Regions from separate parts of the Mus musculus genome. Here region 2 is linked to region 1. The links are chromatin loops, found by intact Hi-C in ENCODE. Cell type or tissue: left cerebral cortex. All regions are shown on one strand.

Region 1 (8,000 bases):
ACTGGGGGGAAGTGACTGTCTAACAACTCAGTTCCAAATGCCATGCTTGGCCGAAAGCCCTCAAGTAACCCAGAGAGCACTTGCCTATGCTTGCTCACTGGCCACCTAGAAGCAGCCCAAATTATGCCCATGCTCATAGACCTTCCCTGTCCCTTTGGACTCCTCAAAGCTTTCCCTCTCACTCGATCCCATACCACTCCTCCTCTCAACACCCATTACTACATTTGGTTCAAGATATTTTTTGAGGGACAAAAATACCCCTTCTGAATCCAGGCTGACGGCATTATGAACACCTAAGTCATATGCCAAAATTGGGAGATATGGGGATGACAAGAACTACTCCCTGTATCAGGTGAGTTTTCTTGATAATCACAACCCTTAATACTCAGACATAAGACAAATGCTAAATGATAACATGATTTACGAAAGTGCAAATTTCCAATGCCCAAAGACTGAGAAAATCTAATTGGTGACGTTTCTTGCTGTCCTTGGTGTTTGTTTTGTTTATAGAAGTCACATTTGTTTTTGCTTTTGAAACTGGGTAACATTTGTAGCCCAGGCTGATCTTTTACTCAGCATTCCCCTGCATCAGCCTCCCCAGTGCTGGGAATGAAGGCACACTGCACACTGAGATAATCAGGTTTTATATAGTCTCTCTGAATACACAAAAAGGGAAACTAAGGCTCAGAGATGCTGAGTAACCCAGTTGTTGTCATGCAGCTGGCTGGCCGTAGCACATGGAGAGCTGAATGGTTGCTTTAATTCCTACACCAAAATAAATTTGACTTTAATATCCAAATTGAGATCAAAAAAGCCTATGTGTGTATTCACAGCTTCAAAATTCCCTGTGTGTCCACAATTAGGTGAAGTGTGCCCATTTGCACCAATAGCATCATTCCTCTATTCAACATAAACCCACTGTAAAGTGATTACAGTGGTCCCTACCATCCCAGCGCTGCAGGCAGTCAAGGGCATGCACACCTACATCCCCAGAGTTTATCATGCCATACTTCCTCAAACCGTTTGGTAACGGAAGTTATTTCCCACTGCAATCAATCTCAAAATCTCCTACTTTAACATAAGCCTAAAACTCATCTACTAGATAAACATTAAAAACATGTGTAGTATGTGTACTATGTAGTAGGCATTACTAGGAACCTGGGCCTGCTAACACTGAGTACAGAAAAGCCAGGCATAGATAGTGATGTGTCTCAGCACTGAGGAAACTGTGGTATGAGGATCACTTCAGTCAAAGAGTTCAGATCAACCTGAGGGCTGGTGAGATGGCTCAACAGGTAAGAGCACCCGACTGCTCTTCCAAAAGGTCCTGAGTTCAAATCCCAGCAACCACATGGTGGCTCACAACCATCCGTAATGAGATCTGACTCCCTCTTCTGGTGTGTCTGAAGACAGCTACAGTGTACTTACATATAATAAATAAATAAATCTTTAAAAAAAAAAAAAAAAACAAAAGATCAACCTGAATAGTGATCAATCAATAGTGAGACCCTCTCAAAGAAAGAAGAGTAAAACCACAGCCTGTGTGAAAAGATAACTGAGAGACAAGTTTATCCCTAGTGTTTCCTACGTGGTAAGATCCTGCTGTAGCTATACACTTAGAGATTCTATTTGGTACCAAGTCTTTTACCAGAATACAGATTCTTAAACTGTGAGTGGCAATCCTGTAGGTTATACAGGGTTGTGGAACTGAATGCAGAGAGAGGAAAAAAAAGAAAAAGCGAAATGAAAGTCTTCTAAACACATGGGATCAAAAATGAATTAAAAAATGAAATCCATAGTGAATCAAAGGTGTTACCAGCAGTACTCAATCCAACTTCATCCCAGCCTTGGTTCTGAACTTTCTCTCTGTGCACGTTGCCATGTCATGAAGTACCCAAGAGTATTCAACCCAAACCCTACAACTCAGCGTCAAAGTACTATATGTTACAAATAGCAGTTGTTTTCACTGTATGTTACGATTTGAATAGAAAATATCTCCTATAGGCTCAGAACCTCCTAACACTGTTTTAGGCAGTTATGAAAGCTTACAGATGAAGAGCCTTGTTGTGAAAGTGAGTCACTAGGGGGTGGGGACTTGAGGTTTCAGAGCCCAGCCCCACATCCTGACTTCTATCTGCTTCCTGTTCCTGAGGGGTCCCAGGGCACAGTCCTGCCACTATGAGGCAGCCTCACTAGCATAGGCTATATAACTCCAATCTATAAACTGGAGTGAGACCTTCTTCCCTTAAACTGCTTAGCAGGTACTTGGTTACAACACTGAAAAAACTAACACACTACATATATACATACATACATACAAACAAATATATACATATATACACACATACATATATGTGTGTATACATATATGTGTGTATTCATATATGTATATATGTATGTGTATATATGTATATATTATGCATATGTATATACGTATATACACACACACAAACAAAATGTTCTGTTCTTAAAGGAGAAAAATGGTTTTATTACAGAAAACAAAGACTATTCACATTTCCCTACTGGCATTCTTCAGCATGTAATCACCAAGTGATTGGGTCTTTAAATCGTGTTGTGTCCGAATTTTAATCTGAAAAACTGGTTTTTACGTTGCTGATTTGAAGTTCTAAAAGATCACCAATGGATTCGGCTTGGGAGTAAGGACAAATTTGCAACAATCTCCAAAATGTTTCTAACTGTCCTTCTACCACTGTGTACTATGTATTTGTATGTAGAACTGCTCTTCCTACCGATGATTAGAAAATTAAAATAATCAATCAGCTCTGGAAAGCCCTGAAGATGCTCAGTGTCCCGTAGTTACAAATATTAAACCAAGACTTAACTATGTATGTGAAAAGAACCGAGTTATCCAACTCTATGCTTTCATCTTTAATAAATGGTAAGTTTGATGTATACAAAAATTGTCCTAAAATAAAAAGCTTTGTGATTTACAGATAGTGAATACATAGATTGTCTACCTATTTTATAAACTTACATATAAAACCATGGAAATTCTTTATAAATTTTTGGTGGCAAAAGTTGAAGAAGCCCCATACTAGAATACAGCCTTTACAAATGTTTTGAATGTAATCTTCAAGGTATCACCTTTTGGAAGGTAATAGTTCAAAATGTCTGGTACAGTAAATTAAATAATTGAAAAAGAAAAAAAAAGGACTACTTTCTAATAACTCCAAAAATTGTTTCCAACAAACAGAGGTTCCCCTGCTTAAAAATACTGTCTACTGTGTCAAACAAAAGAGAACATGTAAGAGGCAAGCACACATCAGCGTCTTTCTGTCACCTTTCGAATCACAAATTGTTCACACTTAGATCATTCTTGTTTTGACTTTCAGTTCCTTGCCATTGGGGGAATCTGTTACCAAGCCTGGGCCATCACAAGCTAAGCTTTATAAACAAAGTTAGTAGAGAGATAACCAGTTGCCATTAGTGTTTTTAGTGTAAGGCATTCAAATGGCCGAATGGAGGTGTGGCTGAACCCGCACTTGCTGCTCCCAGAGTAGTAAAGGAAACCATTCAAGCTTCCCGTCCACGTTAGCGCGGGGGACTTAAACAGATTCCAAGCAGACCCTGCACACCAGCCGCTCCTCCGGGTCCAGCCCGGCGGCCTGCGCGGAGGCGGGTGGGGAAGGCTCGGCCCGCGGCTCCCACACTCAGCCCCGCGCCCCGGGTCCCTCACCGCGCCTCCCCAGGTCGCCCAGCCCCGACGGTCCCGTGCCACCGCGGAATTCCACTCCGGACCCGGGGCGTCCTCACCCAGGACGCGACACTCACCTGCAGCTTGCAGGCGGTGTCAGGTCCCAGCCAACCGGTTCCAGGCCGCCGCAGCCAGCACTAGGGCCGCACTTCCGCACGCCGCGAGCGCCGAGCGCGTCGATCCGCCGCCTAGCCGAGCACCGAGTGCTGGATGGACCGCCTCTTCCCAGAGGGGAAGGAATAGAAGGAGGACCAGACTATGGAGAAGGGAAGTTAGAGGATATCGACGGCATGGAAGTGGACAGAGAGGGAAGAAAGGGAAAGTGGGGAGGGAGGAGGAGAGAAGGGTGGAGAGGTGGAAAGGAGAAGAGGAATTGATGGGAAAGGGAGAAAAGAAGGAGGGAAGCAGAAAGGAGGAGAGGGAGAAAGTGGAAGGGTGGAATTCGGGGAGGAAAAAGAGGGGAGGGGTAAAGAGGATACAGTCGGTTAGAGTCACAGTAGATGTTGCCCAAGAGTCCACAGCGGTCAGGGATCAGCACCAGGTCAAGAGGCAAACCTCAGTCAAAGGACTGCATCTAGCCAGGAGTGCCCGCCTTATTAAGATTTCTCACAGGTCAGAGCTTTGGGGTCCCAAGGGTCTGAGTGGCAAATTGATTTGCAAACTCACAAGACCCCCATATTATAGAAACGACTGCTATCTACAGCCCATAAGCCCTAAGGTTTGAAGGTACCCTCCTGTGGACTCTGGAGATGGCCAGCTGAACTGAAGCAGACATATCCCTGTGGCTTCCTCTGTAGCAGGAACGAAGGACAGTGATCTTCAGCAGAGGATAATGGCAGAAGCATAGGGTCTACCTGTGGTTGTGTTGCCATGACTGTGGAGAGAAGTAGCTACGGGGTGCCCATTATCTAAGACCAATAACAGCCTAACCTTTCTAATGCTGAGACCCTTTAATACAGTTCCCCATATCGTGGTGACCCCCAACCATAAAATTATTATGTTGCTACTTCATAGCTGTAATTTTACTACTGTTATGAAGGCAATGTAAATATCTGTTTTCCGATGGTCTTAAACAACCCCTGCGTGAAGATCATTCCCCCAGGGGGGTTAAGAGCCACTGGCCTAAGCTATTTTTTTTTCAGATATCTTTCTGTGAAGCATACCTTATGCTTCATTCAGTACATACACTGAAGAGGGTGTCGTACAGGCACTATGAATTAAGAGATATTGTATGGCTTCATTTTTCTCTCCTATTTGTGAGAAGATACGTCAAAGTGTTTCCAGACCATCCATTTTGAAGATCAAGGGAACACTCTTTATTCGTGAGCAAGAGACTTGGCAGCAGAGGTCCTAAGGAAATACTGTAAGAAATCTCTGGCAGTCACGGAGCCTTTCACTGTGAAACAAAACCCTTCAGGTCTCAGTGACATGCCATTTGTCAGGTAAGGCTGCCTATCATCAAAGCCAGAATGGTGGCTCTGGAAAACTCACAGAGTTTTCCCTGGATCAAAAAAAAATAATAATAATAAATATACTATGCTAGTGAAACAGAAACACTCAGAAGAGGAAAGAGACTCTTTTGTTAACATAAAGAACACTGGTACAATTTTCTTTATTTTTCCCCTCCCTCAAGTTTCTGCTCCTAACCCTGAAACTAACTAGCAAACACTGGTGCAGAAGTTGCCAGAAAATAAAACTGTTAAAACTAAAATTGCTACGGTAGCCACTGAGGCTACAAATCATTGTATAGGTTTATGTTCTCAACACTTTCAGATTTCATTAGAACTAAAAAGAAGGATTTTGACACAGTACTTCCAATCTATCTAAAACAGTCTTCGGAAACACCAGGAGACACCACTAGGCTCCCTGGATAATTTATGTATCTGTTTTGCCTTACATCAATACCTTAAGTACTCAGTACTGCATGGCATGTCAGCTTGAAAGGGGCCATACATAGTTAGTGTGCAACCTAACCCTCAACACAACTGTAAAGATGCCATCTCTTAAGGCGCCTTCTTAGGAGAAGCTAACGATTAGTTAGTTGTCCTTGCTGGGGCATTCCTGCCATATTCATTCTCATAGTATGTACCACAGAGACCCACTGTGACAATGATTCAGTCCACCAGGCTGGCCATCCATTAGACCTGTCAGCAGAGTACCAGTCTCTTCATTTACTCTCTTGTCCTACTCTTGAACTTCCTGAGAGAAGGGATTGTGTGTGCTTCACAAAATGGTTGTAGGATGAAAAGCTGAGATTCAAGTGTTCACCAAAGCTGTGGGGAGAGATCTATTTCTAGCCATCTACTTCAAAATCTGCTAAACAGCCAAGCAAAAAGAAAAAAAAAGCAATGTTTGATAAATTTTGACGATATAGTGACAGTTGACATGCTTTAAGCGAATACTACCAGTGTTGGCATCCTTCGTGGTTAAAGCTGCAGAGACAATTTGAAAGCCTGCAAGGTTGTCTGTCACACAACCCGAGCTCTTTCAGAAATTCCTTAGCCATGGTTCTTGGTTTAGGAAACCCTTTGACTCATGTCCTTTTTACCTTCGTTTTAGCTATCCTGTGCTCCTAGCAACTGCCCTGATATGAACCTAGCAATCTCCATTTCTCATTGGCTCCAGGTCTCAGTGTGAAAAGTCTTCAGCAGAGTCATATGTCTCTGATCAACTTTACAGTGAAATGGAGCCCCGTGGGCTTTTTATTTACTTGAAATTTGCATATTTCAATTTGAAAATTGTAAATAAACTTGGCTCTAAAGAGGAGGCCTGGTGTTACTGTTACCCCGACCATCTGGCTCTTCCTGCCATGCAGTAGTGCAGATGTGCTGAGCACCTGTGTTTATATCTGGGCGTCGCTGGTGGCAGCTTATGTCCGTAGGTGGTCCGTGAGGGAGTGAAGAAATTGAGGAAAGGTTCTCTCTGCCAAAGATATATGAGAGCCACATAGCCTGGAAAAAAAAAAAAAAAAAAGGAACTGGGTCAGAATGTGGGAAGGGCTCAGTTAGCATCCGGGGATGCTCTCTAGTTCCTTTTCAGTCCCCAGAGGGCAGAAATAATCAAATGCTATGATTATATGTGAATAGGAATTAAGATCCCTTTGGGTCCTAAATAGGGGGTTTCTAACTAAATGTATGGTTTCGTTTTAGTTACTTTTAGTTTTTCTTATTTTGTTGGTCTTTGCTGTCATTGTTTTCAAAGAGTCTCACTGTATTGCCCAGACTGGTTTTGAAATTCCCTGCCTCTGCCTCACAAGTGCTGGGATTGCAGGGGTGTCCTCTCACCACGGCTTCTAATTTAGTTCAGATTGCTAGCTAGTAGTAGGTGACTGTGTGTCTGTCTGTCTGTCTGCCTGCCTGTGTGTGTGTGTCTCTTTGTATGAGAGTATGTGTGTATGTCTGTGAGTGTGAGAGTCTAAGTGTGTATCTGTGAGTGTGTGAGTCTCTGTGTGTGTGTCTGTGAGTGTGTGAACCTGTGTGTGTGAATCTGTGTGTGTGAGAGTGAGTGAGTGTGTGTGTGTGTGTGTGTGTGTGTGTGTGTGTGTGATATTAGATAGTTTGGAATTTCCTTTTTTACTTTGAAACAGGTATGCCTGTTCAGTTTGAGCAAAAATAAATTTGCACAATGTCAGTGGCCATAGGACTGACATAGAAAACTACATAAATCTCCCACTTTCTCCCAGTTTATCCATGAAAGTGGTAGCATCTGAAGAAGGCAGGGTTACTGGATTCCATTTTGTAGCTCAGCTGCCAAGGTCTGTTCTCCCACTGGTTATCCTGGTCCTGTCTGTCCATGATGGCATTTCCTTATGTTCAGCAGGACTCCCCTAAAGTGTAAGGCTCAGAAGCATGTCTTTCACAGGGACTGACCTCAGGTTCTCAAGGCAGTGACAGGACACCAACATTGTAGCTCTGCACCTGAAAAGCTATGTAGAAAGGAAGCTGTGCCTTACCCACTCAGGATGTCTTCATCCTCAACTCTCTATCCTGTAAGTGAGGAGGCAGCCCGTTGCCAGCCAGCATGTCTTCACATAAGGAACAGATGCACGGATTAAAGCTAGGAAGCATTTTCAAACCACATAGACTTTCCACTTTCACCAAGTGAAACCTTTGTTGTTCCCGGCTGCACCCTTGTAACAAAGACACTTAACCAGGAAAGTTGAGAAGTACTTCATTTTTCACTGCTCCTGAAAAGAAATATTCAAAGTGTTCAACAGCAAATTATGATGGGAAACAAAAATATCCACAGTCCTGAAAAAGAAATCAAGAACTAACTATAGCACCAT
Region 2 (8,000 bases), 62 kb before region 1:
AGAGCAAACAGTCTGAATTCAAATTATTTTCATCATTCTAAAGTAATAAAAAAATTCCAGCCAATAATTTGAACTCTAAAAATATGAAAACGAGAACAGGTAGAAAATATACTACTCTTGAATAAAATACATATATTTCCTATAGATAATTTTATAAGAAGAAATTTAAACTGAAATTAAAATTTATGCCAAAATTTGTGAATTGAGAACCTGAATTTATACAAGGTTGAAAATTATATAGACAACTTTCACTAGTAAACTATGATTTTTCTGTGATTTGCACTGCATTTACAATAAAAATATGGTTCATAATTCTGACATTATGAAAGATATTAAATAATAAAATGTTTCAGAGCAATGAAACTAAGATCTATCTACACATCATATATAGTCACCAGCAGTCACAAAATGCTTTGAGAATCTCCTATGACTGCAAGGAGACAAGAGCACTATGCAGAGGAACGGGGTCCTCATCACATGTGGGGCTAATGATGTGGACAAAGACATCAGCTGGTTGTCCACAAAGCCATCCCACCAAAATCCTCCATGTGTGTTAATTCACATACACCTTGCTCCACCCTCACACCAAGAATGCCCAACTTTAAGGCAACTGATATGGTTTTGGCTGTCCACTGAATGAACACAGAATAAATGTATGTGGATCAGAGGGCCACGCATGCATGCCTTTGCCCTCAGACGCCCAGTTTAACAGAGGCTGATGCTAGGGCTTTCTCCTTGTCTTCTATTCTTTCCCCTTGTCTGAGAATGGTTTCCTCAGCAGTTCATTTGGATAATGACTATCACTGTCTCACACATGGACCCCAGGAACGAATGAAGGAACGAACGAACGAACGAACGAACTAACTAACCACAAAGCCCTTATGCCACCACAGTAGACCTACAGAGCAGTGAAATGTGCCCTAGGGTATCAAGGGAAGAAGTTGCTGTCACACTATACACTAATCCATTACACTCATACCTGTCTCTTACAGACACCTAGAAGATCTACTTTTGTCATTCTAATGGTATCTTATAATTTCAGACATGTTTATTTAGAGTAGACATTATGCTGTCTCCTATTTCAAGGTGATGACACTAGTCTCTTTCTTTGTAAGGACAACTTGAGAAGAGAGTTTACAGAAGTGAGGTGTGTGTGTGTGTGTGTTGTGCCTCATAGGAATATAGCGGCTAGAACAACACAGGATGGTTCCCAACCATCACACAGTTTGTCCCAGGGAGAGACAAGGTATTGAAAACAGAAAAGCAAATGTGAAAGTAGCTGGAGAATTAAAGTACCTCAAAAAATGCACACTGGTACTTGGCAAAGGCAGGGCCTCCCAAAGACTAAACCTTCTCTGAGTGCCTCTGTTTCAACAGGCGCCAGGAAGACTAGCTAGTTGCTTTCTGTAACTGGGTGACAGCACACAGTGCCTAAGACAGTGTGCACTAGTTACTCACACAACCATCAACCATGTCACATCCTGGGGCCCTACACACATACAGACACACACACACTCACATGCTAGAGAGCTGAAGCTGTTGGCTCTCATGAACCAATCTGTTTCGATGCAAGTTTGGGAAAAAGCTAAAATTAGGGCTGGCTTATCTTTTTCTTTTTTGAATGCAATCTACCAAATATTCACCAAATAATCAATTAGTAGAACTCAGTTTTTTTCTCGTACTTGATTCTGATAGCACACGCACACGCGCACCTGGTCTCCTGTTGACTCAACAGTGAGCCCACCCAGCCCGCTCTTCTAAGCACTCCATCACACGGCTTCCTGGCTGAGCTCCTTTGGGCGCTCACCTCTTCAAGGCTAACTCTAGTCTAAGGAGAACTCTGGTGGGCACAGAGTTTACATCACTCCTGCTCACTAGCTTGCAGCCTGTCTCCTATCTAGAGCCACTGCCTCCCTTTCATGCTGCTGAAACCCTGCAAGAGACACACCTGCATCCACCTACCCCACTGCCTACCTGCCACACTCTGCTTATCTGTGTGGCTGTATGCTCTGTCTCTTTTAAGACGCAGAGATGGCTTGGGTAAATACTTATTTACGGAAAATTCAGAATATATTCATTTAAACACGGTTTATGACTTGGTGCTTAGAGGCAAAAGCACAACAAACCCCAAGACAAGCAATAACCGCAGGAGTGATAAACAAAGGGACAGGTTTTAAGTCCCGTTAAATCCAGAAACTTAGATGGAATGTCCAAGGATTCAAATTCTACCACCAAGGAAAGCCTCCACCAAAGGTAGCATTCTTTCTACAAAATATTTTCTTACTGACATCACTGGACCTATGAAGAAAATGGTTACATAAGACCCAGGATGTTCTACTCATGGGACTAAACCAAGCCATAAAAACAAACTTCACTTTGTTTCATAACCCTGAATTCATAAAATCTCTAAACATCTATGTGAGGTTGCTTCATTTTTTTAACCCTTCTTTCCAAGGGAACCGTGTATTCAAGGCTATCCTATGCACATTACTTCATATTACACAGTGACTACATGTGGGAAACATAACTTACATTTAAAACATGTAATAATTTTAATAATAGTACAAATTAATTTATCTGATGAATTTCTTCTGCTATTGGGGCAAATACCTCGGAATGTCAGAAAAAGAACAAAAGGGAAAAAGGAGGAAACAGAAAACTTGGGAGTCTGTTGGGCCATCAACTTTTACAGAATGTTCTAGAGTACGTCCCTCTGGGGAGGGCAAAGTGTAAACAGACAGACGTTGCCTGGGCATCTGCTGTGCAGGAGCTGAGGCTCTGCCCTACGTGCTGGCAGGTCTGACAATGGAGATGCCAGTGTCTACTCAGTAGTAGCCCTGGCTGCTGTCTCAGTGCCTGTTTGTTTCCAGGTAGCAAATTACAGTTCTTGAGAAATGTAACTAAGTAAAATGCAAACAGATTCATTCCATTCTATTGTCCTTGAGGTTTTGTAAGTCGTTACCAAGCCCTTGCCCTGGGAAATCCCGCAGACCTGCACTGCACCTTGTTCTAAAGGCCATCAACAGTCGTCAGTAGTAGACAAACTTACTATTGAGGACATTCTCCAATTTCTGTGTCATGGATCCTTCTACTTTTTCAGTTCCATCTGCTTCTAGTTTTTGATGGATAGCTAGGAAAAAGCAAACAAACCTAGTTTCAACGTGGGCCACTTTAATGGACAGAAAGATAAAAAAGCCTTTTTAAAGCCATTGAAAAACAATTTTAGAAATTGTCCTATTATTTTCACCATTCAAGAGGAACATATATATACAACATTCTGGGAAAACACAGATGATACTATTTACATTGTTCACACCTTAACATTATTCAAGTAGTATACAACAGACACACTCATCTGGTCTTCAATATAGACTTGAAAAGGAAAAGCGAAAGCGGAGCTTCAGGCTTTGTGGGTCTTTAGCACAATCTTCATGTGGCCATAGGAAATCATTCTTCTACCTCAGCAAGATAGAAAGTACTACTATTTGGGTTCTACCAACCTCAAAAAATTTAATTTCAGACCTGGACTATCACATGGGGAATACATATTAGTTCTCTTATATTCACAATAATTTCCTAGAGGTTCCATGGAAACATTTCAGAACGCATATCAATGTACCAACACTGTGCAGAGAAAGTGTGTGTGTGTGTGTGTGTGTGTGTGTGTGTGTGTGTGTGTGTGTAGGCAGGGGTGGGGTGGGTAGGTGTTTACATTCCTTGACTCAATAATAAAGAATACTGGAGAATGAAGAGGGAAAGTTTAAAACAGCTCTCAGGCTTATTTTGGTAAGGAATTAAGACTATGATTTCAAATTTTAAAGCTGTGACAAAATGAAGCCAGCAGAGCAAACCCTAATTGAATTGTGACTGTGCATGAAGACTGCACTTCTGAGGTGCGTGTGTCACCCACTGACAGTGATGTGCATCCCAGTATTTATATCTGACCGATGAGAAAGAAGACCGTGGTAACACCCAAATAAACATGTCTCAGAAGGTCACCAAGCCAAATTTGGAATGTGAGCTCGGGCAGTCAGGTTCCAGTCTTTAAGGCCTCAGTCCATGCTGCCCACGCAGCACAGATCAGTAACTAACTGGCACTACCTAGGCTTCTGTTTGCATGTCTGTAAAATGAGAGCTGTAAACTTACTGTGCCTTTAGGGAACTGTATTCACTTGTAAAAAAAGAAGTTTCTCCTCACAACAGTGGCAGAAGCAGCCTGGGTTTCTACTTTTTCACACAATTTGCTCAAGTGAAAACCCAAATGCAAGATGTTCCACTTTGTGGTCTTTCAGTGAACCAAACAGCACTTGTGAATATTAATTAGGCACTCACTGACATTCACATGGTGAATCTGTTATAGCTTCCCCTTGGTTACCTAGACAGGTGCCAGTTTATGCTTCAGAAACAAACAAGCCTACTTCATGTAAATGTGGATGTGTCTATTTCTTTTACAAGACTTATATAACTCAATTTGATGCACTGTTTTTTTTAACTCAGTAAGTTTTTAAAATTTAAATTCAGTGTTCAAATACTTTTGAATATGTTCTCAAGTCCAGAGAATGTTTATTTTTCTGTTATTATAATTAGCCTTTAATCCTAATTTTGTTCTTTATAATACATTTTCCTGTAATGTTACCTCAATTTTGTTTTACATACTAAAACACACAAACTGTTCCTGTACTGAATTGAATCAACACATTCATAAAAGAAAAAACAAACGCACGGGGGAGGAACAGTCACTACTTTTTAAAAATTGTCTTTGTTGATTCAGAGTAAAGAAACTGTGAATCTTTACTGGCTCAAACTTAAATTACACAGTAGAAATGACCCAACATATTCCCACACATCAAAGCTTAAACTTGCATTCAACTTGTAAAGTTAAACGGAAGAGAATGTTCCTGCGTCTAAGCATTAAAAGCTACACTAGGCAGACTGCTCTAGGGAAGCAAGTCTGCCCACAGCACATGTAGCACTGCTGAAACGATGCTCTGACAAGCTTGGTTGCAAACGCAGGGCTGGCCCTGTGCAGCTCACTGTCCTGAGCTCCTGAGCGGGCAGGCAGCACATGCTCCACAGCCTCACTGCAAATGTTATTCTCTAAGTGAGAACCAACAATACAGGAAACTGTGTGGCCACATTTTCTGATGCTGACATAAGCCATCACTGATCAGCAGGTCAAGACGGGGTGACCTGGTTCTCTGAGCTCAGTTTACAGCCCTTTCTGCTGACAGAGCAACTTCCTCCAACCCATCTCTACCACAGCAGAGCCACTGTCAAGCTGTCAGCCAAGCATGAGGTCTAAGAGACACTGGGATCTGATAAAAGCAATCCTATTTTCCAGAAAATTAAACCAAATAACCCAATGTCTGGTTCATTTGGCCTTTTATTTTCTCTGAAAACATTTTTAAATAGAATAACTCAATAAGCAACTGGGTACATGATCACAGGTTTGTTATTGTTTCTAATCTATTAAAAACTTAAATATGTGTGCTAGTTGAACATCATAAGCTTAAAGTTAGGAAACAAAAAGGTATTATAAGAGCACTAGTTAAAGAAAAATTGAAGTTCTAGGAAAGGGTCTGCTATTTCTTTTGAACTACATCATTGCCTCACTGTCTGTAAAACACACACACTGAGCAAAATATGAAACTGCAACTTCAGTCAAAAAACTCAAAATGCCTAAGCATGCCCTTACATAGATGTCACTGTTAAATAAGGCACAGAGAGAGAGAGAGAGAGAGAGAAAGAGAGAGAGAGAGAGAGAGAGAGAATATCTATAAAAATGCATTGCTATGCAAGGTCATACTATATGCTCTAACCACTGTGCTTGCCTGCTAGCCTGTATGAGTCAGAACATTAAAGCCAGAGCAGAGACTATTTCCATAAACAACCACAGAGTAAAAATGTTACAGCCTCTATTCTGCAGTCATTATCTTCATCATTTGTTTTTTTCTTACAGCTACCCTTAAAAGCATGGCCAAGGTTAGTTCTAGGTCTATATAGATAGGCTGTAGCTTAGTCATGTTAATGTCCCAGACTCTGAAGGTTATACTTAATAAACGAGACATGGATGAGATGAAATATGTATTTTGCTAATTCAAATTCATTAAAATGCCCATTAAGCAACTGGTTTCTATTAACTATCATAGAAAACGTCAGTCAGTGCTGACTGTCCTCAAGGACACTGCATTACATGTGGTGGTACTGGAAGGTGGGTCATTTGGGCATGCCCTTAAAGGGAAAACTACTGCTTTGGGCCCTGCCTCTGGTTCCTTTTTGCTTTCTGTTGAGTGTGTTCTGCCATATACTCCACCACGGCAAGATGCCTCATTAGAGAACCAAAGCAACAACCACCCCCAAACCTAGGCAACGTAGAACAAAATCCCTGAAACCAAGAGCCAAAATAAACCTTTTTTCTTGTAAGTCAATTATCACAAATATTTATAGTAACAGAAGGTAACAGAAAGCTAACAGTGCTTAAATCATGTCACATTTAAATTGGGCAAGTAACCTATCATTCCTTTCCTTCCCTAATTATACTGTAAATAAGAACTAATAAAACCAATCTCAGCTGCCACACAAAGCCAACAGGTAGGAATGACTCACTCAGGGAACTGCGTCCTAGCACTCTGCCTACACTACATCATACATCAACAGGACATGCCAGACCGAAAATTCCAAAACCCCAGCTCAGCTTCAGGATTCCTGGAGCAGCTACAACATGCAAACTGGTACTGAGTGGCTTGTGTATGAATTCTGCTTTGGTCTCTTTATGTACTGCCAAGAACATTCATTCAGTCTGGCCACAGCAAAACAGTCACAATTTGGGGGTTGCCACCAAAAACAAGTGACCACTGAGATGTAAATGCATGGGCTCCAAGGGCATTCGGGGACCGGTAAAGGAACAGAGGAGTGGAACCAAAGGTGCTACTGAGCTCAGAAGGGCCTCTTACATCTGCTGCGTAATTTATGTGGCAGAAACATTTCTCGAGCTAAAGACTTGCTAGGGGCTTGCCTGAACAGCAGCTGGAGACCCTCAGGAGCATCAAAGCCAACAAAAGTGGGAGAAACAGCAAAGTGTAAGCAAGGGAAAGACGCCTGTTGCTAGAAATAACACAATGCTTGTTACGCGGGCATACAGCAGTATTTTATGAAAAAAATGAATGCAAAAAAAGTTAAAGAGAATAAAGATTTTAAACTGCATATTTAGTTGAGATCAGCTGAGAAAGTAGACTTGGGCTGGCTCTCAAACAGTCTAGACAATGACAACCACCCATGGAGGATATCTAGAAGAGGACTGGGTTTTGGTTTTATCACTCTGCTCCTTTATCTATTCCTACAAACACAGGACATCAAAGACTAGCAGCATCAAAAATTGTTTTTGAGAACTGAAGGCACTGGTTGACACCCTCCAAAGTCTATCAAGCACAGAAATAAGCAAATGGAAACAAGGCATTTCTGTATGTTCTATAAGGCATGTGCCTTCCTGTCTCTCGTTTATGCCCTCCTCCTTTTTAATTCAAGGCTAAACAAATATATCTTTTAATCATTTTTGTGGACACGAACAGCTAATGTATATACAAATAAAAGAACCATGTTGGCTTACGACTCTTCTCAGTAACATCATCACTGGAATCAATTTTCTACAGGGATAACTGTCTTGCAGTACAGTGGCAGACAAAGGCTCTCAGAATAGTGCTTTTTAAAACCATAACTCCTATCATACATTGCTGGTAAGGTACATAATGAAAACAAAACTTCCCAAGGTTTACAAAAGGTATTATGGATATGACTAAGATACAGACCAGCAGCAGAGGACTTGCCTAGCATGTGTAAGGCCTTGCATTTAATTCCCAGCACCAAAAGTTTGTTTTCAGTTTGTATTACTAATTTTGTATGTATGTATGCCTGTGTACCACATGTACTCTGTGTACCACGTGTCTTGGAGGCCAGAAGAAGGCAATGGATCCCTTGGAACTGGAGTTATAGCCAGGGACCTA

What was found. Hi-C counts contacts between places; a loop is a spot of excess contacts. Peaks named below come from ENCODE experiments on the same cell type or tissue, not always from the same donor. Only the 100,000 strongest peaks of a DNase experiment are listed, where the experiment ranks them.
Region 2: it touches region 1 in a loop (2.0-fold over the local background); 11 of 42 quality-filtered maps call a loop at or near these places.

What each region holds. Positions count from the first base shown.
Region 1 is chr13:30,970,204-30,978,203 of GRCm38, forward strand. Exoc2 (exocyst complex component 2) reads right to left here and starts at 3,844. Exons shown (of 28, transcript NM_025588.2): 1 at 3,793-3,844. In left cerebral cortex, no CTCF peak of the experiment used is centred here; DNase peaks (open chromatin) are centred at 3,882, 6,553, 7,036 and 7,717; H3K4me3 peaks cover 1,747 bases; H3K27ac peaks cover 1,035 bases.
Region 2 is chr13:30,908,121-30,916,120 of GRCm38, forward strand. It overlaps Exoc2 (exocyst complex component 2), which reads right to left. Exons shown (of 28, transcript NM_025588.2): 7 at 3,050-3,130. Among named protein-coding and RNA genes, the nearest start is that of Hus1b, 36 kb to the right of the region's middle. In left cerebral cortex, no CTCF peak of the experiment used is centred here; DNase peaks (open chromatin) are centred at 4,188 and 5,045; H3K27ac peaks cover 269 bases.